Regions from separate parts of the Mus musculus genome. Here regions 2 and 3 are each linked to region 1. A link is a loop called in an ENCODE intact Hi-C map of the cell type or tissue named here. Cell type or tissue: gastrocnemius. All regions are shown on one strand. Region 1 overlaps Gm35850 (a long non-coding RNA gene). Region 2 has its middle 25 kb from the start of Gm35963. Region 3 has its middle 180 kb from the start of Gm24212.

What was found. A loop is a pair of places that touch in the nucleus more often than their neighbours do. Peaks named below come from ENCODE experiments on the same cell type or tissue, not always from the same donor. Only the 100,000 strongest peaks of a DNase experiment are listed, where the experiment ranks them.
Region 2: a loop joins it to region 1, with 2.3 times the contacts of the local background. A loop is called at or near these places in 10 of 42 quality-filtered maps.
Region 3: a loop joins it to region 1, with 2.8 times the contacts of the local background. A loop is called at or near these places in 14 of 42 quality-filtered maps.

What each region holds. Positions count from the first base shown.
Region 1 is chr8:90,707,647-90,715,646 of GRCm38, forward strand. It overlaps Gm35850 (a long non-coding RNA gene), which reads right to left. Exons shown (of 5, transcript XR_879078.1): 3 at 7,971-8,000; 4 at 3,909-6,739; 5 at 1,813-3,503. Among named protein-coding and RNA genes, the nearest start is that of Gm35850, 29 kb to the right of the region's middle. In gastrocnemius, a CTCF peak has its summit at 1,063 (motif pointing left); DNase peaks (open chromatin) are centred at 1,069 and 4,412.
Region 2 is chr8:90,783,401-90,791,400 of GRCm38, forward strand. No RefSeq gene overlaps it. Among named protein-coding and RNA genes, the nearest start is that of Gm35963, 25 kb to the left of the region's middle. In gastrocnemius, no CTCF peak of the experiment used is centred here; no DNase peak of the experiment used is centred here.
Region 3 is chr8:89,845,769-89,853,768 of GRCm38, forward strand. No RefSeq gene overlaps it. Among named protein-coding and RNA genes, the nearest start is that of Gm24212, 180 kb to the left of the region's middle. In gastrocnemius, CTCF peaks have their summits at 3,844 and 4,572 (motif pointing right); DNase peaks (open chromatin) are centred at 3,864 and 4,582.

The DNA.
Region 1 (8,000 bases):
ACAAAGGGCGATAGGGACAGTTATTTGTGTTGTTATTCCCTGCATGTTCAGCACCCTTGCCCATCAACACACTCCACCGCTGTGACAACCAGATGACTCCCAACCCCCATCACCCCGCCCCATGTGATTCAGCTTCCCATCGCTATAATGAAATGTCCGAGATCGTTAACATAAGAGAAGAGCTTTGCTCTGGCTCATGATCCTATTGCTTATCCTATTGGCTCTATTGCTTACAGTAAAGCAGCACAACCTGGCAGAAGCCCATGAGAGAGCAAAACTGATCACCTCATCAATCAGCGGCCAAAGGGAAAGAAGGAGAGGCCGTGGTTCCACTGCCCATTCGTGGACAAACCCCAGGGACCTCAGGACAAATCCCTAAGGCCCAAGTCCTATGTCCCTGTAATGCCACCCTATGGGCCAAGACATTAACACATGAGCCTTTAGGGCACATCATATATCCTGACTGCAGTATCCTTGGAGGGACATGCACACATGTGCACACATGTGCACGCACACATACACACATGCACATGCACACAGACACACACCACACATACCCCATCCCATATCATGCCACATACATGCACCACACATAGACACACACACATGCCACCCCACACCATACACACACACACACACACACACACACACACACACACACGAGTTGATATATTCATGGAAGACCTCCTTCCATCAAACACTTACTGAAGGCTGAAGAAATGGAAAAAGATCAGACCTACTATCTAACCTTGAAGACCTGTCAAGCAGGGAAGATGATTCATCCCTACAATACCTAGCAAGATGTTGTAGCTGGTTCCTAGGCCTGCTACAGGAAATCCTTCCCACGGACAAGAATCAAACAGGAATCTGACCCACAAAAGGACCCACTGTGCAGCAGAGGATTGTGGAACTTCGGGCAAGATATTAAAATATTCTCTTGGGCTGACCAAATTCTAAGCATTAGAGTTGATGAACGGCTTTATTGAATTTTGTGGATAAATATTTAAAGCTTTCCAGGGTTTGTGTAAATCACACCCAGCAGATGCACTTGCTCACAGCGCCATCTGCTGGTAGATTCCAGTGTTGTGCAGAGAAATTAAAAGGCATCCAACCCAGAATTGGGTCTGGTAGAGATAAGGCATTGCCGGGTTGTCCCACAACAGGAGACTCAGTGCAGGTTGATGTGAAGGCACCAATAATCAGAAGCTGCAGAGCTTCTGAGAGGAAAAAACTCTAGAACAGCCAGCAGACCAGGACGCTGGCAAGAGTGCTCATAGTCTCACAGTCTCAGGATGCACACTCCCAGGATGCATTGCCCCACTGATTATAACACCTGAACCATTACACTTGTCACATAAAAGGTACTGCACCGTCCTTTAAAAATTATGTTGGAGGCAAATATCCTTTAGTGTCTGTTCTATATGGTTCCTGGCTCCAGCTGTTAAATGTGCATACCTGGTTGGGAGTGAATATGGGAACCGTCAGGGGGAGACAACGAAAGAGGAGGAAGGGAGAGGGGGGAGAGGGAGGGGGGAGGGAGGGAGAGTAACTGTTTAAAGAAGGCGATCGTGGAAAGCTTTAGAACTAAACAGAAGGCAGACTCCTGCCAGGAGGAGGGGCAGCAGAGAAAAGGGAGGAGAAGAATTAGGGGAGAGTTGACCAAAATGAAATATGCATGAAGTCCCATGCAAAGCCTGTTGTTTGTAAGTTAACTTATACAGTAAAAAAAAAAAATATATATATATATATATATATATATACATATATAATAAAATGTTTTTAGAAAGAAGGAAAATATACTACCCAAAAGAATTACATAGGAGAAGCACATTTAATGGCATGAAAAGGGTTCAGATTTGACGTTGTAAAGCTTTCAAAGCAAAGGGGGGGGGAACAGACAGCACAATATTGACAACGTATCTGTAGTGGACAGAATATTGGACTGTTTTTGTAGTTCTGCTTCTAGATGTTTTCAAATTTTCACTAGTGTGTATGAACCACTTTTGCTGAGAAGAAAAAGATAACTACCCCAAGAGTGGATACCTCTGTCCTTCCACCAGCTGTGTGTGGCAGGTCACTTCCTGTGGCTGTACAGTCAGAGCAGAGGAAGTCAGGTCACATTGACAACAATGGCTACAGCAGCAATTCCCAGGGGAGTCCCTTCCTGCTGAACATAGCGAGGGTAAAGTGCCCAACACTGTGCCTGGCACGCAGTAAAAGTTGAGTTAATATGAACTATTATTATTCATAACATTATTACTACCAAGGTTAACCTTTCCTCAACTACACAGAACACTGCCTCATAGCCTAAGAAGAAAGATGAAAGCAATACATAGAAAATATCTAATCGTACTAGAGAGTTAGTGGTAAAGTCAGACAAGAAGTGGTACCCCGCAGGCTCCAATGCTAGGCAAGCTCTCCCTATCCACTCACTCTAACTCAACCAGGGGATATCCTCAGAGGGCTTTCACGGAGCCTAAAAGTAAGAACAAAAGCACATAGGGTCCCCAGAAATCTGTCCAGGATGACCAGGAAGCATCAAGAGTCCCCTCCCTCTCTTCCCACAATCCCCTCTTCTCCCTGTTTCAATGCGTCTTCAGTGACATTCTCACACTGACTCCCCTGTGCATGACAGCTAGCCAGCTCAGCTTCCGTCTCCCCAATCCAGGCTCCCGAGTGGAGAATGAGATCTGACGCGTTGTCGTGTTTCCACACCAGATCACCTATCCCTTGGCCCCCCGTGAGGTCAGTTACCGTGGATCAGACCCTCTGGTGCAACTGAGCTGGCCAAAGGCACTGGGTCACATGGTATAGAGTGTGCCACTGCGAGTATTCATCCAGGACTATGGTTTGGTCTCTGCACAGAAGAAGACATTGACCTTTTAGAATGGAACTTTCTAGAACAGAACTTACTGCTTTCTGATTGCTTTGCAAGGTTTCTTATTCATCCTCGTAGACCCTCCCTGTGTTTTATTAGTGTTTGATGCTTGACTGTGCTGGAGGAAAGTCTTTTTTTTTTCTGGAAGCAGATTAATGTCCTTAGTTATTTATCTGTTCGAGTGAAGATGCCACATCTGGTGTAGTAGCTGCTTCGTAGCTAAGGTTAGAGAACTCCATTGTCATCTACCAGAATCCATCTGGGTTCACAGAGGCCTGAGTTCTCCATTCATCAAAAATGAATGACAATGTAACTGGGGCCGCCAGCTCAGCACACTTAGCTTCTGCCAACTGGCATTTTCTTCCATTTCCTTAGCTGACTCTTTACCGTGCTGAAGATGCAGGGGCGGTGGCAGGAGAGGGTCTGCTTTTCACTTACATTTCCCCACTGTGGCAATTCTGACCCACAAGACAAGTAACACTCCAAGCTAGCCATGAAGACTGTCCATCCCATTACACACTTAAGAACTTCAGACGTGCCAGCCATGGTAAAGCCATTCTTAGCCAGCTTGATCTTCATAGTGATCAGGTGAGAGCCAGGATGGGCCGAGCTACATAGTGAGATCCTGCCAAAAAAAACAAACAAGCAAGAAACCAGAAAAGGGAGGGAAGAAAAAAAAAACAGGAGGAAGGGAGGGACAGAGAGAGAGAAAGAGAGATCGAGAGAGGGGAGGGAGGGAGGGAGGGAGGGAGGGAGGGAGGGAGGGAGGGAGGGAGGGAGGAAGAAGGAAGGAAGGAAGGAAGGAAGGAAGGAAGGAAGAGAGAGAGAGAGAGAGAGAGAGAGAAAGGAAGGAAGGAAGGAAGGAAGGAAGGAAGGAAGGAAGGAAGGAAGGAAGGAAGGAAGGAAGGAAGGAAGGAAGGAAGGAAGGAAGGAAGAGAGAGAAAGCATCAAATATAACTACCAGATGGGCCCACACACATCATGAAGCCACTATGAGTTGTACTGTAGTAGTGTAGCCAGGACTTCTTACCTGGCTCCTTTCCATTAACAGAGGGCCATAATGCCACTGTCAGCTAAGATCCATTGCCCACCAGTCACTGGAGTCCTGGGGCACCCTCTTACCACTCAGCACAGATCTACTCCTGTAGCTGGCTGAGTCTCCTTGAGGTGACTTGCACATGAAGCCTAGAGGAATCACTAGGCTTCATGTGTGTGTTTGTTTTGATGCTGCAAAGACATTCCTTCATTAGAACTGCATAAAGCCAGTTCTCACCTCCTATTTGAAAATTTGCTCACCTCTGGCAAAAGAAACAGGTAAGGAATGGTCCCTTTCTGTGGTAGTCGCTTGCCATCACTCTATCTCCTTTAATGTCTCTTGACTAAGACAGTCGGCTGGTTGTCTTCTCCCTGGGAACTGTAGTTTTCATAGTCACCTCAATGATTCTCTGAGGTAAACCTATTCTGTCATGATGCCACCTGAACTTGGCCCTGGCCTGGCGAGAAGCCACCACTGACCACATTTACAGTGATGCCGCCATCCCTTTCACCATCAAATGTGATTCCTTACTAATGAAGACCTCCTCCCACATCTTGGCACAAAGTCACCTGGTGCTGATTCTGGCCTCACTCTGAGTCCTTCCATCCTCTTCCCACCATTTCCACATAAGCTCCAACATTACCACCATTTACTTTGGGACTTCTTTTTCTGTGCCTCTAAAAAGTCACCATAGCAATTGGACCATGCCGTCTCCTGGGTCACTTCATCCTCATCTCTTCATCCTCTTCTCTTCCTCTCCTCTTCCTTACCTCTTAGCTTCTCGACATCACTATCACCCGTGTAGCCATTTCTTTTGCATTAAAATTCCTTCATTTTAAACAGAGGTGTTTCTGTTTTCCTGGTTAGTTTTAAATGATTCTCCATTCAAATCTCCAGATTAAACCTCCCTGAGGGAGGAAGCCATCTGCTCTCCATCTTTGAGGCGTATAACTAAGCACCTGACATTTAGCAAATGCTCAGTAGAAGTTTGATTAATTTACTGGACAATGTTTACATAGAGGATAATTTCTCTCCTTCCACATGTCTGCCATGTGTTTCATGAAAGGCAGTTCTTAACACAAACATAGTGACATGCCATCCTACTAGAGAAGAGCTAGGAGTCTCCCTATCTGCAGGAGAGGGCCTCTAAATGACTTTTGAAGACAATGAGCTGGCCAATCTCCTTCCATTAGAACTGTGTTTGGAAGTCAGCTTTGGTCTTTAGCAATCCTTAGACTGCTTCCCAGACAAAATTCCTGTCCAAAGTCCAGCCACACTACCCACAGTTCCCTCCTCATCTCCATTCCTCTGGCTGGTTTGTGATGCTTCCTTTCTGCCATCTAACCTTGAGCTGTGGAAGATGCAGGCCATTTCCTAACCTAAGAGGGGGAAACAGAAAGGATGCAAAGATGTCATTTGTCCCAAATCCCAAAGTCATGGTGAAGCCAGGACAAAAAATTAGCTTACTCGATTTCTGCCTGGTCTTTTTTTCTTCTGCCCTCCTGTCTGGAATCACTCAAAAGCGACTGCAGGTCTTTCTCTTCTACACCTGAGGAAATGGAAGCTTCGAGAAATAGCTTTGGGCTGGGCAATATATACTTCTTGAGTACTTAGTAATCAGACTTTCTTCTGGTGGCTGGATGTTGAGTGGTTAAAGGGGAAGGGAGAGAATGGAGCTTATAAAGTGAGGGTGGTTGGGGAGGGCTGAGGAATGCAAGAGGGGAATGAAGGGAAAGGGGGAAGAGGAAATGAGCAGCCTCTGCTCTCATATACTTCTAAATTAGAGCTCTGTCTTCCAACGTATCTTGAAAGTTCTGTGCATAAAATATAACACTGGGACCAGAAAAAAAAGAAATCAGTTTAATTCAGGACGTAATAGTGTATGACCCAAGGACCAGTTCCAACTCTCACGGGAGGGCGGAGGGGGGGGGGGGGCTGTATCTTTTAGAAGTTACAGAAAGTCAGTCTGGGAGAAAATGGCACAGACCCATATGGCCAAAGCCTACAATGCTTGCTCTCATCCATAACAGAAAAACACACTGGGAGTAAAAGTCACTTTCTTTAAAGCTCCAACCAAAGTACCCGAGAGAACAGCTTAAGGGAGAGTGGATTGTAGTGGCTCACACTTTCAGGGGATTCAGTGAACATTACAGAGGTAGGGAGTATGTGCTGGAGGTTGGTCTTAATTCTGGGTGGACAGTTGGACAGGAAGTATAGAGTCAGACAGTGATAGACAGAGATAAAGGATTCCCAAGCATCCTGAGACCCATCCTACACTTCCAGACCCTTTCAAATAGCATCACCAGCCAGGTACCAAACATTCACTGCATCAGCCTCTTGGGGAGCCCTTCATTTCCATAGTCACACCGATCTCTAGTCTAACCTTAAAGAGTTTGTGACTGAGTGGTGGTCTACATTTGCAATCTCAGTGCTTGGACAGCTAAGACAAAGAAGTGAAGTTTAAGCCCATCTAAGCTACAATGTCATTCCAGGTTAGCATGGACAACTTGGTGAGATCCTGTCCAAAAGGAAAAAAAAAGTGACAAAATAATTCATGAATGTCTGAAGACTCTGCCTTTTCTGGATGCATTTCCCTCCCATAGGCTCAGATACATCTTCTGTGTGGAGTGGGCCTCCAACGGAAAGCTTGAACTGTACTTACATGAATCCCACTTCATCCCTTCAGGAATGGTTCAGGGCATGATTCCATCTGACAACGGAGCTTTTGGAATCGATGGGAGAAGGAACGCTCTTCCTCTTCGGAGCTGGAAGGTAAGGATGTAAGCCTGGCAGCCCTGGGCTCCGTGAGGAGGATACAACTCGTGCTAAAGAGAAAAGCAGACTTAGTCTTCATCCCCGGACTCCCAGCCTAAAGCCTTCTTACAGGCTGGATGAGAGCACTGTCTGGGTCAATCATGTCAGTGATCCGAAAGAAATAATCAGGATGCCCACCTAAACCATGTGTTGTTCTGGTAACTGTCAAATAAACGACAGACCAATACCACTCAAGTCATTCATGTCTAACTAAAGTCCTGCACTCTTTGGCCAAGAGTTCTTCAGCCATCCTCCCTACAGGCGCCTGCACCCACCGCTCTACGCTCAGCTCCTAAGACTTTGACTACGTCAGATTCCACACGTAAGTACACTGTGTGTTCCTCTCTCTGTGACTAACTGACTACTTAAGAATGTCCTCCACATTCTTCCACGATATTGAACGGGACCAGATTTCCTTCTTTTAATGGCTGAATGCTGCTTTATCCTGTATATCTTACACATTCTATAACCATTAACGTGCCAGTGGCCATATGAGTTGATGTCATGTGGTCATTATGACAAATGCTGTAAGGTGACAGTGCTGCTCTCTTCGCCCACACTCTGATTTGGCTTCCTTTAGAAATGTACTTGGCAGTGCAATTACCAGTTCATATAATAATTATACTTTTAATTTTAAGAACCTACTATATTGTACATACAGATAGGAGCTAACAAAATACAAAACATACACCAGTAGAGAAAACAAAGACAAAAATTGATTCTAGGAGAAATTATATTATTATTATTATATGTTAAATGAAGCTCCAAGAAAAGGCATAAATAATGTCAGAAAATTTAAATGAGTCATTACTGCAGATCCTACATTGAAACAATCATAAAAGGTCATTATGAATAATTTTATGCCAATAAATGTAAGGAAAATTCAATTAAAATCAACAAACTCAAACAAAATCTGACATTTGAAGAGATATGATAGAAGGCTGGATAGTCATTTTTTTTGCTTTCTTTTTTTTTAATTTAATTTAATTTTTTCTTTACTTATTCACTTTACATCCCACTCACTGCCCCCCTCCCTGTCACACACACACACACAATCCTTCCCCCATCCCCTCTCTTCTTCTCTTCTGAGCTGGTAGGGGCCCCCTGGGTATACACACACACACACACACACTGGCGCTTCAACTCTCTGCGAGGCTAGATGCTTTCTCTCCCACTGAGGCCAGACGAGGCAGCCCAGCTAGAAGAACATAGCCCACTTGCAGTTTGCTTTCTTATACACACCCTAGGCACATGGTGGACTGGGCGCTCCAC
Region 2 (8,000 bases), 76 kb after region 1:
GCCATGGGGGGAAGCAGGCATGGTGCTACAGCAGGAGCTAAGAGCTTCACATCCCGATCCACAGGCCTCAGGTCAGGACAGGGGATGTGACAAGCCTCCTCCAATGCCACACTTCCTTGTTACTAAGTATTCCAATTTACAAGCCTATTCCCAGATCATGACCAGGATATCGCCAAGACCTCTCTCTTTTTTTTTTTTTTTTTAGATTTATTTATTTATTATATGTAAGTACACTGTAGCTGTCTTCAGACACACCAGAAGAGGGCGTCAGATGTCGTTACGGATGGTTGTAAGCCACCATGTGGTTGCTGGGACTTGAACACTGGACCTTTGGAAGAGCAGTCGGGTACTCTTACCCACTGAGCCATCACACCAGCCCAAGACCTCTCTTGACACAAGGTCTTGTAGTGGCAGAAGTGTCAGCAGGTATATTGAGCAGTTGTGCAGCATAGGTTTCATCAGCAAATAGCCTCCTGATGTCACTAGGAAAAGGAGGACCTGACACTCCACCATATTGCCCTACCCCATCTACCATCGACCTTTTGCTTTTCTAGGAGACACTGCCTAAGCTGCAGTGCAGCGGCTACTCCCAGGGATAATTAAATGGCTGATCCTTCTGGTAAACACCTGATAGCATAGCACAGCCTGAACCCCTGAGCTCAGGCCATCCTTGTATCTCAGCTTTCCCAGTAGCTGTAACTACAGGCATGCATGAACCTTGGCTTTTGGCTATGTTCTTTTAAAGTAGCATGGGAAATGGCCACCCTTTGGGTCACGTACACCACGGTGTGAGTTAGCGTCTCACAAGGGCATTTGGTCAAGAGTACAGAGAGCTTGAGAGCATTCCCTGGCTTTTCAATGTGTCAGGGAGAACTTTTCAGGGCAGAAATGGGCACAGAAAGAAGAAAAGGGGCGAGCAGTAAGCAGGCAAGTGAGCATTACTTACTTTACAGTTCTGTTCAACCGAGATCAAAACAGAGACAGGGCCAAGGACAAAAACCTGTCGGGTCTTGAACAGCAAGGGAGTCCAACTTCAAACTCAAACCCAGAGAAGAAAACTCCGCATCCTGGTTTCTCCTCCCTGCATTGTGTTGCCGCTGTGTGGCTCTGCTTTCAGATGTGCCCCATGCCTCCATTTCTCTGTGGTCCAAACACTTAGAGAAGTAGTTTTAGACACGACCCATTCCAAGTTCTGCACTTCTGATTTTTTTTTCCTCTGCTGACCTCATTAAGCAGGGTGGAAGGCAGTTTTTCCTAGTCTATTAAGACTTCAATAAAATCATCTGCCTCTAGTTAACCGGAATAGTATTCACATTTAGGCCTGCATATTAATTGGCTGATAACGAGATGATAAAGCTGCTTTTTCTCTGCAGGTGTACCAATCAATTTCAATGAAACAGAAAAAATGAGTTCTTTTCTTGTTGCATTTGAAATTAAAAAGTGATTTATATTTTCTAATAAAGTGGTTTGCATTGATCCCCTTCTGAAAATGTGCGGTTTCATTTGTGCCCATTTAAATTATAATAGTTTCCGTTTGTAAGAGAATGATTTTCCAATATCAGCTCTGGCTTCCCATTGATGATTAACTTGAATATGGATCTGAAGGGGGAATGTTTGCAGGGGTCAGGGGGAATAGGCCATCAAGAACCTCCATCCCCCCCTCAAAATGAAAAAGTCCTTGCTACTTTTAATGACCATAATATCTGCAGAATGCTTTTCATAAAAACAGTATTGTCAAAGCAAGTTACATTTACCCCCAAGAAATCCATTTTTCTATTTTACAAGTTTCCATCTGACATAGAATTTTATGCCTGTGCCAACTGTTTTCCATTTCTGTTGTGTCAGCCTTCCTGCAGGGCAGATGTAGGAAGGAAAGGGGTTTGGGTTGGGTTTGGTTTTGTTTTATGCCCAACAACAAATTCTTACCTGGGGACATTCACAGAATCCTGTTGCTATCAGCTGAATTCCATCAGTGTGAGAAGTGGCAGGCTTGTGTTATCTACCGAGGTTTACTACTGGGGTCTACTAAGCAGCCATGACAGGAGATACAGCCTGCATTTACAGTAGAAAATCAGAGGACTGTGACAGATGCCCAGCTCTCTGTCACACAAAAGCTCTCTGGATTCCTACTCAGGCTACAAACGGGTGTTGAGAGAAGTTAAGAGAATCTATAGAGCCGGGTGTGGTGGGGCACATTTATCACTGTAGCACTAGAAGTAATGACAGTAGGATCAGAAGTTCAAAGACATCTTCAGCTACGTCAAAAGTTCAAGACCCAAGGCTGGGTTACCTGAGACCCTGTTAGGTATTGGGGACAGGAGAGAGAGAGGACAGAGCTAGAGAGAGAGGGAGAGGGGAGATTGTCAATCCAAGTACGGTGAGTCATTGCTATAAATCTCAGCACTTTGGAAGTAAAGACAGAGAATTGTGAGTTTGCAGCCAGCCTTGGCCACATCAAAAAAAAAAAAAGTCTCAAAAAATTAAAAGTAAACCACTTAAAACAAGAGCCAAGAATATTGTTTGGTTAATCACACAGGAGATAAATGTTGCCTGAGGAATGAATGAATGAAAGGAGGGATAGATAGATAGATAGATAGATAGATAGATAGATAGATTAAATATATTATATATGTATAATATAATAATTATATTATAATTACATAATTATATTATACTTAATATAATTATGTAAGTATAAGATTTATTATAATTATATTTTATATAATTTAATATATATTAAAGTGGATTATACACTAAACTACTCCCTCCCCCCACTGCAAGTGTTGCAGCACCCAAGCATTCCAGAGTAGACCCAGGTGGCATTATCTGAATCAAATATTAAAGTCCAACCAACTATATCATTCCTTAATTTTTCAGCTAGTATTCCCTAGTAGATGGTTCTAAATGAGTAAAGACCAGCATAATCGTGGGTGGGGGAGGATCCTCTCACGACTATTCTGGCCTATGTGTGATCTGAACTATTGTCCACATGTTTTCAACACATCCACCAGCCGGGCTTCAGGAATTCCATGAGGATGTTTCTAATCACAAAAGCAAAGGTTGTGAAAGATGGAGTCTCTTCTTCCTTAAGAGGGATTGCTGGTGGCACCTTGCTGGGCAGCCACTGGGCTTTTGTGATGAAACCAGGGAGTGGACCTGGCTCAGTGTGGATAGCCTCAGCCCCCAGAGGACACTGTGTATCACCTGTTCTTGAGAGAAGCTGGCCAGCTTCAAGGAGGGATCTGGCCTGAGTCAAGTTCCTGTCCTCTGCCCTTACAGCTGAGCGTTGAATGGTCCCAAAGCTCCTTATGTTAAAAACTTGGTCTCCAGTGTCCAGAGGCACTGTGGCCTCTTAGAGGGTGAGGGAGGTTTCATATCACTGGGCACATGTCCTGAAAGGGAGAAGACCTAACACCTTCTGTGTCTCTGTTTTTGACTCTGTCCCTATCACTTTCTGTCTGTCTGTCTTTCAGTCTCTGCCTAGCTCTCTGGTCTCTCAGTCCCTCTCTTTGTCTCTTTCTCTCTCTCTCTCTCTCTCTCTCTCTCTCTCTCTCTCTCTCTCTCTCTCTCTCTCTGTGTGTGTGTGTGTGTGTGTGTGTGTGTGTGTCTGTGTCTGTGTCTGTGTCTGTGTCTGTGTCTGTGTCTGTGTCTGTGTCTGTGTGTCTGTCTCAGGTGGGATCCAGGGCTTTGAATTAGCCTATCCTATCTACCGCATTGATGAACTGCTGGAAATCGTGAAGAGGCCCAGTCCCACAGATCCAAACCTACAGGATCTCCATGACACAGGGCAACAACAGGATATCTGAGAGGAGTCCCAGTGAAGTTCCAGCATTGACAGGGTAGCAGAAGCCAGAGACCTCATACCAGACCAACAAGCTACTGAATGAACATTTGCAAGCAAAGAAGTATGGACAAAATGAGATACACACACACATACACACACTGTGAGACACACTAAGACACACTACAGCTTCTACAAAGAGGGTTTTTTTCTCTGTTGTGAGGGAGGTTGCAATGGTAGAGGGCAGGTACAAGGGATGGGGAGATGAGTGGGATTGGGGTTCATGATGTGAAATTCACAAAGAACCATTAAGAAGTTTTTAAAAAGGCCAGGCGTGGTGGCACACGCCTTTAATCCCAGCACTCGGGAGGCAGAGGCAGGCGGATTTCTGAGTTCGAGGCCAGCCTGGTCCACAGAGTTAGCCAGGGCTATACAGAGAAACCCTGTTTCAAAAAAAAAAAACAAAAAAGAAAGAAAGAAAGGAAGGAAGGAAGGAAGGAAGAAAGAAAGAAAGAAAGAAAGAAAGAAAGAAAGAAAGAAAGAAAGAAAGAAAGAAAGAAAGAAAGAAAGAAAGAAAGAAAGAAAGAAAGAAATGGGATGGGGAGGAGGCAGTTTGGTGTGCCAGATATTGAACTTGGGATTTGTGCATGCCAAACACATACTATCCCACTGTATTCCACCCCTACCACCATCCTTGAGACCTAAGCTCACACAGGCCGTCCTCAGAACAAGCTTTGCTGTATCTCAGAGGAGAATGCACTTGCCACAAGTGGAATTTAGTTACCTATTGGATTACTGCAGTAGTATATGAACAACCTATAATCTCCATAACCAATGGGTCTCATGCTGGACCATTAGGCCCCAAGGGATTCACCCACAAAGCGTGTTATATGGGGTTAGATAGGTGGCTCAGGGGTTAAAGGCATTGAGCAGCTCTTGCAGAGGACCTGGATTTGATTCTCAGCACCCACATGACAGCTGACATGTCTGTAATTCCAGTTCCAGGGAATTCAGCAGCCTCTTTTGACTCCCATAGGCACCACGCATGCCCACAGTGTACATAACTACAGGCAAGCACTCACCCACACTCATAAAATTAAAAAAATCAATAAATCTCTTTTTAATCATTGCATAAATACACACACGCACATTCATCAAATAAGCAAAAGAAATCAATGAATGAAAACGTGTGAAGAAACAAATCATTGAAATTCCAAGGCCGATAATCACTATTTGTTAGGAATCTATCTGGACAACATAGATAGATGTATTTTCTCTGGAAATTTAAGGGATGTGTGGCTCCCTCTCCCTCCCCCTCCCCCTCCCCATCCCCATCCCCATCCCCCTCCCCCTCCCCCTCCCCCTCCCCCCTCCCTCTCTCTTCAAAACTACCCTTTCAAAAAGTCTATCTTAAGCCGGGCATGGTGGCGCACGCCTTTAATCCCAGCACTCGGGAGTCAGAGGCAGTGGGATTTCTGAGTTGGAGGCCAGCCTGGTCCACGGAGTGAGTTCCAGGACAGCCAGGGCCACACAGAGAAACCCTGCCTCGAACCCCCCCCCCAAAATGTAATCTCAGTTCTCAGGAGGCAGAAGCAGGGGGATTTCTTTCAGCTCCTGGCCACCCTAGTCTTGATAGTGAATCCCAGGTCAGGACTACATAGCAAGACTATGACTCAAACAAAACATCTACCAGGAGTGGCAATGCATTCCCAGCACTCAAGTAGTCAGAGGCAGGAGGATTGCTGCAAGTTAGAGGCCAGCTTGGACTACATGTTCCAAGACATCCTGGCTACATAGCGTGCTTCCTGTAACCATGTCTAAAAAGTGTTTGTTCATTTGTTCGTTTTTACCCGTGAGAGGAAGAACCCATCTCTTTCTAACACAAGCCATTTCATGGAAGGACTTTCTGGTGCTTTAACAATGCCTTTGCCGCAGACCACAATAAGGACCCATTAGTACTACAACTGTAATATGTAAAGGGTGGGATTCATTTACATTCTGAAATTGACTTTCCTTTCAATCTGTGTTTTCATGGGCAGAAACCATGTTTTTCTGAGCTAGCTCATTGGAAAGAAGTCAATGGGGGCTCTGGGGACCCTTCCTCCTGCACAGAAAGCACCAGAACTTATGGTCAGCAGCTTGTCCCCTGCAGGTGTCTCCATCAGGCATGCCCAGAACTTGAACCTTGGGTCTCAGATGCTTTCTCCTCCGTCATCCCATTCCCTGCATCCCATTCCCATGGTTACTGGTGTCAGAGTGTCTCTAAACTCCAACACTAAGGCCCTGATGTAACTGACTCCTTTATAATATACATGCTTCGATCGATAACAACTAGAGAGGCTCAGCTGAGAGTGCAGGAACTAGGGCCTTAGCTCTGCTGAAAACTTTCTCTCATCAACGCAGATAATGAAAATACTGCCTTGGGGGCCCACCATACAGTTCATGAGCTAAGTGCATTGCTTAGCAAGTACAAGGCCCCAGGTCCCAAACCCAGCAGAGATAAACAGTTAGATGGGAGTGGCATTCAGACAGAGCCTCACTAGTATCTCTGGCAGACCTTACACTCACTAGGTAGAGCAGGATAGCCTTGAACTCAGACAGATCTGTCTGCATCTGCCCCCAGGGTGCTAGGACTAAAGCTGTTCACCTGTTGTCTAACTCTTTCCTCTAAGATCGAAGTGAAGCATTCCATCCTGAAGGGAAGCTCTTGAAGCAGACAGGTAAACATCTCAAAATAGCTTCAGGAAGTTCCTGAAAGTGACCAGATTCACTAGGTCCCTCCCTACCAGAATAAGCAATAAAACTGCTCAGTCAAGCCAAACTACAAAGATTCCGAGGCAGGGCCAGCTGCCTGGAAGAAGGGGAAACCAGAGGAGCTACGGGGGAGGGACTTAGACCAGCTGAGTCCCTCAGAAAGGACACTCTCCAGCATATTGACCTGCCTGCAGGCTGTGCAGTGAGCTCCAGGTTTCCCAGATTTTGTGAGCTGTCACCGGTGCTTGGGTGGGCTTTGGTGATGCAGCTGGCTGTCTTTGAGTCTTTCCTTACCCATATCCCTATAGGTAAACCTGTTGTGGATTTGGTTTAATGCTTGCATTATGTTATTTGGGTTTCCAAAATCACACAGGAATCTGCACATCTGCATTTAAGAGGCTGAGGGTCCCTACCTGCAGTTGGCTTTGATTGGTAAATAAAGTTGCTGGCAGCCAATCACTGGGCAGGAAAACAGAGAGTTCTAGGATTGCTGGGTCAGGATGAGGAAGGAGGAAGAAGGCACCATGCCAGGGAAGGAGAAGAAGGTACCATGCAGGGGAAGGAGAAGGGTCCAGGCCTGAGAAGTGTTGGACAGAGAGACAGAGAGATTGCCAACATGTAAGAGTTGGGGGATTGTGGCCCAGGAGGGCTGCAGGCCTGAGTCTGGGGCAGCCAGGATAGAATATAGGTTTTAGTAAGTAATAAGTTTGGAATATCAGAGGGGGGAATGTGCTAGCAAAGTGGAGGAGTGAAGTGGCCCAGCCAGCCATTGAGCTGTTTAAGGTATATTAAATATAAGGCTGTGTGTGTGTGTGTGTGTGTGTGTGTGTGTGTGTGTGTGTGTGTGTGTCTTTCACTTGAGAATCCATAGCTTTGGGGTGGGTAGGGAGGAACTTGAGCTGCTGCTGCTGCTGCTGCTGCTGCTGCTGCTGCTGCTGCTGCTGCTGCTGCTGCTGCTGCTGCTGCTGTTGCCAGGGAGAGTAGAGCGGGTTAATGAACTGTGGCAACACAACTCTAGTAAAACTCATTGGTTCATCAAGTTGGATGGTATCTCTACTTTGGTCTGTCATAGGCTCCCTATTTGGAGTAAATAGATATGTGTGTTCTGTGTCTCCAAAAAAAGTCTTGTCACATAACACCAAGCCACAACCAAGCCCTGAACACAGATTCTTTCTTTCCTCTTTTTCAGATTTATTTATTTATTTTAAGTATGTGAGTATGCTGTTGCTGTCTTCAGACACACCAGAAGAGGGCATCAGATCCCATTACAGATGGTTGTGAGCCACCATGTGGTTGCTGGGAATCGAACTCAGGACCACTGGAAGAGCAGTCTTAACCACTGAGCCATCTCTCCAGCCCCTCCCACCCACCCCCGCAGATTCTTTTTTTTTTTTTTTTTTTTTTTTGGTTTTTGGTTTTTTCGAGACAGGGTTTCTCTGTGTAGCCCTGGCTGTCCTGGAACTCA
Region 3 (8,000 bases), 860 kb before region 1:
AGCCAGGGGAACACTGGGTCCACACCAAGAGGCTGTATCCCAAGATCTTGCTGTGAAAGCTTAAGAACTCTAGAATCTTTTGTTGTTACTCTTTGGGGTTTCTACATAGACAACCATTTCATCTATGGATGAAAACTATTTCTCTTTTTCTCTGTCTGTATAACTTCTACTCCTTTTCTTTGCTTTATTTGGGACTTATGGAATGATATGAAAGAAAACTGGGCAGGCCTCACTACCTTCCCCTGATATTTGAAAGAAGCTATTTAGTTCTCACTTCAAGTGATGGCAGCAGCTGTAGGCTTTCTATAGTTTTCTATAGAGTTAAAGAAGTCCTCTTGGCATCTTAGATTGCTCAGAGTTTTTATGATAAGTGAGTGTGAGATTTTGTCATGAGTTTGCTTCATCTACTGAGTGTTTCCAGGGAATTAGGGGTTCTCTTTCATGGGTCGTTAGGTTCAAAAAGAAGCTCAAGTATTGTTTCCATTGGAATCTGAAACAAAAAACAATAGAATAGGAAAGCTACAAAGCTAAGCAGCATGTGAGAGGAGGGAAAGGGAAAAGAGGAAGACATGAAGTTACACCCTTATGGGTTAAAGTCCAAGAAAGCTGACCTGCTCAACAAGCAGCTGTATGGGAAGTTCAGAGAAAGACTGAGAAATCCCATAGAGTTAGGGAAGAATTTTAGGCTTTACACTACTCTCTAAAATGAAGAAGGAAGGGAAAGAGCTCTGAGTTAGAACTCAGAGAAATGGGCAGGTTCACATGGGGGAAGCATCATAACCAACTTACTGATGGAGAGATGATTGACAGGTCCAACTGGGTTAATTCTTAAGGGAGGAGACAGTAGTGTGGGATGCTTCCCAAGGAACAGATCTGAATGTCATGCCCTTATTCCAAACCAGAACCATGGCTTCATCACTACTGACTTTGATCTGACCATATTTTTTTTTGCAGCCATATTCACAGCATATAGTGGTATTCTCCCTCTCCCCTTTCCTTAGTTTTGATATTAGAGTAACTTTGGGCACACAGTATGCACTAGGAGGTGTTCCTTCTGATACTATTTTCCAAGAATGTAGACTGGGGATTAACTTGACTGATCCAATCTGAGCATGTTCTAGAAGGTGATTAGTAATTGGTTCTGTCTGTGGAGTTGACAATAGACTTAGCCAAAGAATCCCGTTCTTCTTGGATGGGCTTTAGTGGGTTTTATCATTCAAGAAGTTGGACCATTAGATCTGTTATCAGATTTTCAGTTCTACATAAGCCTTTATACATCTTTTAGCTATTTAAATAGAACAGATATTTATCTTGGTGGAGCCAGTTTTAGTGATTCATGTTTTTAAGAATTTGTCTAATTGATGTAGGGTTTGAAGTTTCTTGGCTTCATGGACAAAATACTGCTTTATTTATAACTTTTCAACATCCATAGCTTTATCATCTGTTTCATTACTCACTTATCCCATGTTTTCTTTGCTCCTAAACTTTAGGGAAGGAGGTACAATTTCAAGGCTTTGAAGATATATATTCCCTTATTAATTATATTTTGTTTGCTATTTTATTTATTCATCATCTAGTGCCATTAGCTCATGCTTTTATTATTTTAGCATAATCTTCAGTTTCTTAAGTTAATCTTAAGTTGTTTTCTTTTAAAATTAGCCTACCAGACTGGACTGATGACCCATTGGGTAAAATGTTTACTACACAAACTTAAGGACCTGAGTTTTAATCCCTATAACATATAATCTGAGTTCCTACAGGAACCCATAGCCACTTGTTGGTCCACTCAGCACCAAACAAGAAAGACAGTTTCAAATGAGGTGGAATACAATGTCCCCAGGGTGTTCTCTGACCTTTTTGTGTGCCAGGGTAAACACATAAATAAGCATGTAGACCCATACACAGCACACATGCACACTTAGTCACAGACACATACATGCATTTGAACATGGTCACACACACATACCATATGTCCACACAGAGAGGGAGAAATGAGCATTAGACATTTGTAAGGCCTTTTATGTTCTAGTTGGTCCCCCTCTCCTTTCTCCTTCCCCATCACAGCTCCCCTTTCTTCCACTTATAACTTTCCCCCACCATATCCTCTTTCCTTCAATGTCCCATGTGTTGTTTTTTCCTCTCTGCCTCCCTTAGCAGGTCTTTTTACTCTCTCTTAGTTGTGTATTCTCTAACATAGTTACACACTGGCTAGACATTTAACTAAATGATTGTGGGTCTGAGATTTTCTGAGGCCTCTATAGTTTAGAATTCATTACACTTTACTTTTAGTTGTATGATAAGAATCAACAAAAGTTCCAATGAAAAGAAAGCAATATTTTCTATAGATCATAAAGCTTTGTACATATGTATTAAAGGAGCTATTTAAAAGCTGCCATCTCTTAATTTGCATTCTCTTTATTTTTTACTACATTCAGAGATTAAATGTTCTTCAAGTTCCAGAAGCACCTTTGAATGAGTTTTCTAATGAAGCTTAAGCCCAGATCACCCAGGCATGAGGCTAAGTATCTCACAGCAGGGGAAGCCAAACAGATTAATATGGTCTACACAACTGCACTGCTGAGATACACTGAATTTTCTAAGCTGGAGTTTGATCTTCACTTAGTATAAACCCGGAAAAGGAACATTTTCCCTTGAGTGTCCAAGGTGACATTCCTATAGGTGACAGTGTTGTCACCCCACTAAAGCCAGCAACCTATACTGCCGGCCTGTCCTCCAAAGTCATTCCTCACAATAATTCCCATCACCCTTCTGACATCCCCACTGTCTTCCCTGGCTCACTCTAACAGCCACTTTAGTCCAGGATCCCTGTAAGCCCCTGTGGTCAATGGCTCTAACCATCCCTGTCACACAACCCTAGGAACCTCTGTTTCTGAAGCATTTCACAGAAAACAGTGTTCATCAACTCCTCTACAGAATGAAGACAAACCATCTCTAGAGCTCCTTGACAATAGGACCAGCACCTCCCTTTTAACTTTTCCCTCTGACTCTTATCCATCAAACTTTCCAGGCTGACAAACCATGAACTACATGGTTTTTAGTTTCCCATTATTAGGCATGTTTGAGATGAAAACTATTCATTTCCTAAATTGGAAATCTGGAGTTAAAATCATCCTGATACTCTGAAGGCTTGGTTCACTGATAGCAAGTGATACTCAGGGTACTGTGAAGTATTTTGTTTCTTTTTAAACTTTAGGGTACACAGCATCTCCATGAGATAGACTGTCACCTGTTATCTAACATACCAGAGTAGAAACAGTCAGAACAAGAAGCCTGAATCCACAGCACACTTACCTCAGAGCTACATGGCACTTGCTCTTAATTACTGGTCCAGGATCAAACTCCTCCTTGAAGCCTGGAGCAGTGACTCACACAGAGATTGCATTGTATGAATGAATTAGTGGTTGAATGAATGAGAAATATGCAAATATATTTGAAAATTATAAAATATTTTCAGATATTATTTTATCCATAAAAATCACTTATTTAAAAGTTGTTTTTATGTCGCAGAGATACACTTTACCATTTAACTCTAGACTTTATGGTAACATATATAAAATAAAAAAAAACTGATCTATTTTATTATCAGTTGTTTTCCTACAAAGCCAAACAAGACCTCACCTTTTTGATAGATCATGCAAAGACCAAGGAAACATCATATTGAAAGTGGGCTTCTATTCATGTATAGTATTTAAAAAGTAAAAATAAACCCACGAGTTTCAGACAAAAGACTTTAGCTTTTGTAGATACACAGTGTTGTCAAACATTTTGCTTTGCATACTCATGAGCTGCTGACCTGGTCCAGTCTCAAACCACACACAAGCAGCAGATGTCAGTGTTGTGCAACTTTCAGGCTGAATGCTCAGGAGGCAAGCCATCTTTGTTGCTTGGAAACAAGCTCGATAGTGATTTTATGCATACAAATGTAAGAGGCCTGAGTAAACCTTGAATGTAACACACACACACACACACACACACACACACACACACACACACACACACACACACACGCACATATATGCACACACATATGCACGTACACATGCATACATGCATTTCAAGAATTATGCATCCCCTTCTAAAGATGTAGCTGTGAATCAAGGGCTGGGATGGAAGAGCTCAGAATAAAGAGTAGGCCCTGTCAAATTTTCGTGGGCGAGAAGACATGGTGGGTAACTCCTTTGCCACACCTGTTTCTGCAGAGAGAGGTAACTCTAAGTTAGCCTTGTCTGAGGAACAGACAGTGTTTCCTACTTCACTATGGTTCTGACAACTAAACAGGCTAAGAGACTTGCAAAATGCAATCTCCTATGCCCCTGGATAATGATAGGTTGTTTGCTCTGATGTTGCTACAGGCTTCCACTTAGCACTTGGAGACGCAAACATTGTAGACCTCTTTTACTAATAACCAGAGTAGAAGCTGACTATCAGTAATTTATTTGAAAGGCACTACATAAAGGAGAAGTGATTGTAGGCAACAATGGGGAGAGACCAATGAGTTAGGTTTCTTATGGAGTATAACAGAAGGGGTAACTGTGGGCTATTTGTCTTTCTTCCACAAGGTGGTGCACTGGGAACGAGCTGAACTACAAAGGACACAGTGTTAGTGGTTGTCTTCTCTGTCTTAGGCAGCCTGATTCTGTCAGACCAGAAAAATGGTGCTGATTTTGGATTTGCTTATAGGACTGTCCAGCATTTCCTGGAAGTATAGCCTCATGAGTATAACAGGTAAAGCAAAAGAGAGAGCAGAGAACATGCAGGACAGCCTGGGAAGCCCTGCCCATTCCATAGTGAGGTAAAGAGCAGATCTGCTTCCAAAACACCGAGAATTTCAGCCCCAGGCTCTCCAGCTCAGGAACAGCTGCTGCAAAATTGAGCAAATTTACCATGCGGAAATATTTCCTCATAATATATAATATGATGATTCCTATTTTGAACTAGATTATTTTAATATGCCTAATCACAGTGAATGAACTTTGCCTCTCACTATCTTAACCTGCTACTTGAAACCTGCAAAGATTTCCTTCAGTGGAATTTTCCACAGTGTATCAAAATCAGACCCAACATAAAATAATGATGACATTCCAATTTTACTAGCCTACCTCTGACCTATTTGCACAGAATCTTCCCTGCCTCTACCTGGCTGTAAATCTATTAGCTGATCATTATAAATTCAAATCTAGAAATAACTTGGGAAAATGGGATTAGCAATGGCTTTGTAGATTAAATTCATACTCTTTTGGAAATATTACGTGTGTGGGATTTTTGTTATCATTAACTAACTTGATAGTCTCACTACCCTACAGCCTAAATATTGCTGCTTTTAGTGCTAATTGATCACGATTACACATCACCAGATATTCAATTATTCAAGTCAACAAGGAAGAGAGAAGCAGAATGCATGGACACAGGTGTTTGAACTCCAGTTCCCAAACTCCAAGGGTAAGAGTAGAGTGGCGTAGAGATCATGAGGAAAAGATTTATCAAGGGAGCCAGCCTATGTCAAAACACAGCACACAGAAGAGCGGACTCAAAGCCAAAGCTTGTGTAATAAGTATTTGTTGGCTCACAAGATAGAAAACAACAAAAGTTGATCAAGAACCATCACAGGCCTAGTCCTCAAGGCCCTAGTTTTTGTCACAAAGAATTGTCATTTTAACAAATAAAAACTCTTTCAGAATTCCAGACTTATCTTGGTTGATGCACAAGTCTGAAAAAGAAACACACCCTTGTAAAATATTCTGCAGAAAGTCTTTGGTGTTAGCTTTTCAAAATTTAAAAGCCAAATTCATAGATAGTATCTGAAAGTAGTCAGTACCCCCCAAACAGAAGTATACTGGGTGTTCCCAGACTTCTAGAGCAGGTGTTAAGATGATACAAGAGGGATAACAGCTTGTACCAGAAAACCCACCTGGCCTGGAAGCTTGCTAGTTCCTTCATTAAGACATCCACAAAGAAAGGAGCTCCTATCCACCAGACATCTGAGCTTATTCTGTGTCTCTAGCCACTCATTCCTCAGGGCCATCTTTCTCCTTAGAGCAACAGACTGGCTGCTAAGACTTCTTCTCTTACAGGCCTTTATGAGAATTAAAGACAGAGACATTAATTTAACCCACACACAAATATAAGAATTCTATGTACAGTTTTGAGTTGCTATGTAAGCAGGATTCACCTTTAGAAGGCAGGTTCTACACTAACTCCTCCCCAAATGAGTAGGTGCCCATGGCATACATCCCATAGGCAACAGTCTTTGATTAGCTGCACTCCCAGGAGTATAATCAATGTGTCCCACGTGATGTGTGCTGAAGTTGATGTGCACACTGAGAAGCAGGCATGGACCAGCATGGCTGCTTCAGGATTGGACTCACCAGCTCCACTTACAGAGGAAATTATTGCTAACTTTTCAGCATAATATGACTGAATCAGATGAGTGGTATAGGACAGAACACTTAGAACTTCACATTTGTGACTGGAAAATAGTAGTCGGAATTGTGAGCAGATAAAAGAGCAGCCATGCAAAAAGGCAAGGTTGATAAAGACATAAGTCTGCTCTGGACACACTGTAGAATGAGTCCAGCCAAAACTCCCCAGAGTCTCAGCTTATTTACTCTATACTTAGACCAGTCATCCTGCCTATGTCACCAAACAGTTGTAAATATCCCTTAGAATGTACAAACAACTAGTGGATATTCTCAGAAGCATGCTACCACTGCCCGGAGTAAAGCATGATGTAAGTGACTTGGAAAGTGGGTCCATGCCTTACCTGGGCAGTACAATGGAGCTGGCTCTGTAGGCATGGGTGTGGGTGAGCTGGCCTCAAGTGCATCAAAGCAGGAGACCTGACTCTGACTTCTGATAATGGTGGCATTTGGTAGCCTAGGAAGAGCAGTGCTACAAAACTTATCTTGGTGGTGCAGATAAGGGAGAGCTGACCAGTTGACAAGCTCAGACCCCTATGCAGGGGTCTGAATTGGCCCACCCCAAAATCTATATCATCTGAGAACAGTTGGAATGCATGAAAGGGCCAGTCTTGCTGATCCCAAACTCCAGGATCTCCATGGCACAGGGCAACAACAGGATAACTGAGAGAAGTCCCAGCAATAATCCAATATTGGTAATGTCATGGAAGCAAAAGACATCAATCTCTACTAATGACTCATTGCAATGAACATTTGCAAGTGAAGATATGTGGACAGAGAGATATACTGTGGGGCACATTGTGATAATGAGTGGTGTGTGTGTTGTTTATTTTGGGAAGAATTTTGCACAAATGAAGGAAGAATATGGGGGAAATGAGTGAGACTGGGGTACATGATGTGAAACTTAAAAAGAATCAATTTTTAAAAATGGGAAAAAAGGAGAGAGAAACAGAGTTCTTAATGTATATGAAATGTCTCTAAATCTCAGTGGTCATCATTTCTATGTCAAAAATAACCTATTCTGTTCTTTACTAAAAGTCTGAAACTTGTACTCCGATAGTACTTCTCAACTGTACAACAAAAAACTCCATGAAAGTGGCCTTTTCTCTTTCCAGGTCTGAACATCTTTGTTTACAGCCATCACCATCGAGACAACATTCCTGCTATTCAACCTCCTATTTTGTGGCAAAAATAATGGATTCCCCAATTGAAAACATGTTTTTCATTTGTTATAGATCCGTGTTCTTTGTGTATTTTGCTGGTGGTTGGGATGCAGTTATACATCAGTTCTTATCTACCTTTGCTTTCAACATAACTCAAACTAAAGATAAATTATCCCCAAATCTTTCTGTGATGAAAGATTATAAGTCTTAGAAATATGCTCTTCTTAAGCATATACATTCCAGGAATTCATCGCCTGCCTTTGTCCTCCCGTATTCTTGTATTCAGTAGTCCTGTAAATGTTTTGTACAGAAGACCAATGAAAATTACCCACTATGGATTTCAGTATCTTTTGTTTTTAAACCCTGAGAAGGATGCACAAATGTTCTGCTTATAGATCAT